Regions from separate parts of the Homo sapiens genome. Here region 2 is linked to region 1. Evidence: read pairs that join two places in POLR2A ChIA-PET (ENCODE). Cell type or tissue: OCI-LY7. All regions are shown on one strand. Links, peaks and the distances in the headings refer to the core of each region. The heading gives the core; the rest is flanking DNA.

Evidence for each region. Peaks named below come from ENCODE experiments on the same cell type or tissue, not always from the same donor. Only the 100,000 strongest peaks of a DNase experiment are listed, where the experiment ranks them.
Region 2: POLR2A ChIA-PET joins it to region 1 with 17 read pairs; 2 of 35 experiments call an interaction of 5 or more read pairs at or near these places.

What each region holds. Positions count from the first base shown.
Region 1 is chr1:215,567,825-215,570,647 of GRCh38, forward strand. All of the region lies in intron 1 of KCTD3 (potassium channel tetramerization domain containing 3), which reads left to right. Among named protein-coding and RNA genes, the nearest start is that of KCTD3, 1.9 kb to the left of the region's middle. RefSeq lists an enhancer at 1-554. In OCI-LY7, for the core only: no CTCF peak of the experiment used is centred there; no DNase peak of the experiment used is centred there.
Region 2 is chr1:215,873,888-215,876,710 of GRCh38, forward strand. The region is part of intron 43 of USH2A (usherin); the gene reads right to left. Among named protein-coding and RNA genes, the nearest start is that of USH2A-AS2, 200 kb to the right of the region's middle. In OCI-LY7, for the core only: no CTCF peak of the experiment used is centred there; no DNase peak of the experiment used is centred there.

The DNA.
Region 1 (2,823 bases), core at 170-2,669:
GTGTCGACGGGGACCGAGAGTCGCAGGAACGAGGGCGAGCGTGGGAGGCCAAGCCTGGAGGGGAACGTGGGGGCCTCCAGGCGGCAAGAACGTCGGGCGGATTTTGGAGCTGGTGAAGCATCTGCTCTGGGAAGGGAGAGGCAGAAGGGACGCTTGGAATTACCGAGGACCAGGCCCATGTGGCAGAGTAGCTGCTGTCCTAGAATGCCAACCTTTGCCCCTCCCAACAGGCAAGGAGAACCATTACACAGCCTTCCTTACCTCATCTCAGATTAGAGTGTATTTGAGGACTTTATTTAGTAGAAACCTGGCTTTGTGGTTTGGATGTTGGAGATGAACTTGCTTTCCTTTCTCTTTGGTCAACGAGGTGTCGGTTTTCTTAGGGAAGAGTGCGGTGTTCTTTTCCGCGCCTAATTAGGGGATTTGTAATTTGAAAGATTTCTGTGATGGGAGTGCAGTAGGTTTGCAGTACCTAGTTATTTATTTTCAGAATTTCTTGGTGCATGGGCTTGAAGGATCTGTTCAACTTCTAGGACAGTGTGTCCAGAAACTGCAGTTTGAACATTTGCTTTTAGGAAGCTCTGGATATTGGCACGGTGTGACGCCCTTGGAGTAAACAGACTGAATGCTCTTCTCTGTCTGTTCTCTTTCTGGCCTTCCGCCCCCCCCCCCCCCCGCCCCTTCTGTGCCTGTTATTAAGTTTGTTGGGGGAAAAAATCGTAGTTTTTGTGGATTTCCTATAACTTATGAGTCACTCCTCTCAGAAAAGGGAGTTTGCCAGCTGTTTGAAAGAAGGATTAGTTGAGTTTTAGGCTTGGTAAGGAGATAAACAAGGAAATGCTCTGGAATACAGTTAATTTTTCTGTGCTTGAGAATATGATTTTCAACCAGCATTTTAAAAGTATTTTAATGTCTTAGAACCATAGTGATAAAAAATGTCTACTGTAGTGCTTTAATCCTAAACATTTGATAGCTTTCTAGAATTTAACACAGAAAACCATGGTACTTCGTTCTTAGGGTTTTTCCTCTTCCCCCAAATCAAAACTTAGATAATTTACAACGTTATTGCAGTTGTATAGAAACCAGTCTTATGGAGATTTATGTCTCCTAATGTAAGAAATGGAGTTTTTCCTAAAATCACGTTAAAATATTGGAAGTTTGGTAACTTGTGGAATACCCCTAAAGAGGAGGCCTGCAATGTGTGTTGATTATACTGAAGAGTAGCAGTATAATCATTTACAATCCCTACACTGGTTTCTACTTGCTATTGATAGTTAATGTATTTCTTTTCTTTAATTTTCTTTTTTTTTTTTTTTGAGACGGAGTCTTGCTCTGTCGCCTGGCTGGAGTGCAGTGGCGCGATCTCGGCTCACTGCAGCCTCTGCCTCCCAGTTTCAAGCGATTCTCCTGCCTCAGCATCCCGAGTAGCTGGGTCACAGGCGCGCGCCACCACGCCCGGGTAATTTTTGCATTTTTAGTAGAGACGAGGTTTAACTACGTTGACCAGGATGGTCTTGATCTCCTGACCTCGTGATGCTCCCGCCTCGGCTTCCCAAAGTGCTGGAATTACAGGCGTGAGCCACCGCGCCTGGCCGATAGTTAATATATTTCTATTCAGACATTCACAAGGACATACAGTATTATTGTAAAAATTAAGCAGTATTGTTATTTACTATGTGGATGGCTTAATACTGAGTGAACTCTTATTAGAGACTGCAGAATTCATTTAAAAGTTTTAACTCATAAGGCAGTTATCTTGGCACTGTAACTTTTTTTTTTTTTTTTTTTTGAGACAGAGTCTCGCTCTGTCATCCAGGCTGGAGTGCAGTGGTGCGATCTCGGCTCACTGCAAGCTCCGCCTCCCAGGTTCGCGCCATTCTCCTGTCTCAGCCTGGCACTGTGACATTTTATCTTGTGTTTACATTATTTATGAAACTTGAGCTTATCAGGTTCTAATTTTTTCTAAGTGATATTAGCAAAGATACAAAATAGTACATATATTACTGGTTTGAACAGTTTACAAGACATGAAATTGTTAGTGGGAATGGAAACATTAAAAAACTTCAGAAAATTGTTAAGATAAAATGGCTTATAAAATAAGTAGTAATGGTATGGCCCGTAGAAAACAACATCCGACTCCATATTCTAAGAATATTTTCTAGATTTGCTTTGAATCCTACACTCGTGCAGCATTTTAGAGCTAGATGAGATCTAGAAGTCACCTGTATCTTGTACAAAACACAGTGTAACATAGTCACTTAAGCCACTGTAAGAGAAAAATCCTGATATGATTGCCACTGAAGTTCAGGAACTGCTGTGGCATAGAATTGAAGTTCTGAAGTGATAGAGTAAAACTCAAAAGGAGAGTTTGTTGGGAGCAGAGAAGCATATGCTATCGGTAAGGTCTTTTTTTTTTTTTCCCTCAGGAGAATAGACATGAAAATGGATATACTCAAAGGAATTATAGAAATGACTAATTTTTATGGTTTAATACTTTGTGGGTGATTCAGAAAGTAGAGTAGATGAAGTTTCATTTAGAATTGTTAGTATTCGTTATTTACAAAAAGTAATGAAGTGAATTCACTATGACTGAATTTATGATTAATTCTGTTATGGGCAAGTGTGATTTTGGGCCTCATGCAAGAGGGCTGGGACTAGCCATTGAGGACTCCTGGACAAAGAGCTTTTGAGTCAGGTATATGTTTCCAATTCCCAGGCTTTATCTCTAACTAGCCTAGCAACCTTGGACAAATATTTTGATACTTAGTCTATTAAAATGTAAAGTGACAGACAGTAGTACCAATCTTATCAGATTGTTATAGG
Region 2 (2,823 bases), core at 123-2,622, 310 kb after region 1:
AAGCTAATTTATAAATCTAAATTATAATCTGACAGTCAATATTTTCTCTATAATAGTAAAATAACCCTATTGTTTATTATAACTTGTTCTTCTTTAAATCCACAACGAAAAGGAGAACATGCTCATTGTATTCTTAGCAGTTTTATCTGATCACTTAGGAACCAAGGCAGTGTTGTTAGGTGCTGAAAATTGTGAAGGTAGATTGATGCTTAAAATGAAGGAGGTCGCCGCCCTCTTGTTAAACCCTGCCTGACTCACTTCGGCAGCTTCAGATGATAACAGCACGTTCGCCAGATTTTCTAAGTGATGAAAATGTCAGGAAACCCAAAGTTATAGTTCCCCCAACAACCATAACTTGCTCACTTTGCAAGGAATTATTAAGGAAGAAAAGTTAGAAACTGACAAGCAGTATAAACCTGTAGTTATACGGAATTCGTGTCTACACAGGCAGAGCAAAATTCGATAATGAGGCAACTAGCTGTGCAATTTAGACAAAAATTACTCCTTACCTAAGATAATCATAAGAGCAAAAAGTATTTTTGTTAGAATTAAATTATCTGGATAATTGACTTGAGACTGTTTTGTACATGTAGATATAAAAGAAAAAATAACTACTAGAATGATCTGAAGTTCCAAATATAATGATGTTTTAAATTAAATTGGTGCTTTTCTATGCGTTATAAACACATACTTAGCCAAAATAGACCACTTGAACTAGGAAATTGGCTTCAACTTATATTTACTGTCACAAATATATTCATAAAGAGATGTCTAGTGAATCTTAATTTTACTTTTTATATCAGGAGAAGTGCCATTTAAAAGCTGATTCTAAATGTAACTATGGTGATATTCAAGTCAAGATGGTAAGAAACACTTCAGTGCTCCTTTTATTTATGCAGACGTTAAGTTAAGAAGGAAATTGGGATGGTGGAATCTGGGGAGAATAGGAAATTACATAATCCTCCCAAAGATATTAGAATTCAATTAAAAACCCAGGAAAACATACCTGGCCAAACAAATAAATCAGCAAAACAAATATAGGCAAAGGAAGGGCCATGAAGGAACAGTAACACAGGGGTGAACCAACACATGATGAACACTCAGCTTCATCCCCCTCTGCAATTTGACAGACCACTAGCTGACCAGCAGGAACAAGGAGCCCCGGATGTTGCCAAGGTGGCCAGTGGCACCATCTAACCAAACAAAATCACTTCCTTTAAAGAGAAAAATATCCTGCCCGCCAGGGGATCAAGTTTTGGTTTTCTCTCATATTTGCAAGACACTCCCCCTTGGGCTAAAGGCACTCCTAGCTTTTTATGGACTTATAAAGGGTAGAGGGCTAGAAAAAGAGATTCTTATAAAGACTCACGCCATTTACACTGAATGTTAAGAAGAAATGCTTTTTTTTTTTCTACAAGCTTAATGTAAGTTGTAGCTGTTATTTTAATAAATAAAAAAAATCTGTGCAAGTACTACCGGAAAAAAATGACATTTGGCATTATGAAACTAGTCAAAATATCCCTTTAACACAATTTTGTTATCTGCACACTTCCCTTCCGGAAGCAGCTGTCATGGGTGTGTTTATGTCAATTCATGTTTCAATTTAAGTTGTGGAAATTCACTTTATTTTTTCCTGAAATCTTAGATTTGAACTTCTCATTAAGAATCCTTAGAGGAATCACTAAAAATTCATAACTAACTTCATGGCCTTGGTCCTAATTATTTAATAAGTTTTCATTTCTTGTATAAAGAAACAAAATTAACTTTTGGAAACTTATTCTTTGTTTTTGCTGAGTAGCTCATGGCTAAAACTCAGATTCAGTAATGTTAAAGAGTCAAGTTCTATTTATTTTTTGAAATAGTTATATTTAAGCACTTAAGAGTTCATAGGTCACAGGAAGCTACTATTTGAAGTGATTTCTTTAGGCAGAATTGGTGACTTTGTAGATAACTCTGAGGACAGCAATTAATATATATATTAATTATATATATTATTAATTATATATAATAATCAATATATAAATATATAATATATATTGATTATTATATATAATTAATAATGTATATAATATATAAAAATACATATTATATCACACTCTCTATGGAGGGGGCGGGGGGAAGGGTTCCTCCACTAGATTATAAGTTCTTTGAGGTCAAGGGCTAAGATGTATTTATCTTTTGTTCCTTATCACAGTGCCTCAGCACACAGTAAGCACAAATAAGCAAAAATAAATGAATTTATTCTACTGAAGTGATAATCATATAGGGATGCCAAATTAAGTAAATAATGAATTAAAAGTAGTTGAGAATAGTATAATGAGCATTATAATTTAGGATAAGCAACATGGATCTGCTAGTAATTGACCAATCTTCACCTATAAAAGTGGCAGTTTCATATAGTTCATTCTGTTGCTTGATCAGATTTACGAGATGCCTCTCTCTGAGAATCTTACAAGAACTAGGATGTTTTCCCACCACAACTTTTTAAGAGGACAGGAGAATTTTCCTTAGTTTTGCCATTCCCCAGAGAGAAGAACACTACAGCTAATATTCCTAAGGTACAGAGCAGTGAATTAATTCTTGATTGAGCTAACCTATTTTTAAGTATTCAGGTGTAGGGCACTATGTGCTGGTATGTGCCAGACACCATGCTAGGAACTGAAGACAGAGTCACGAAGACCGCACCCCTGCCTTATGGTAGATCTGATAATATAACGTGGTGTTTAGACAAGCAGTCAGGCCAGTACACTACAATGACAATAGTGATATGTTAGGGGATGTCCTATGGAAATGTTACAGAGGAGCTGAATCAGACCAGCAAGA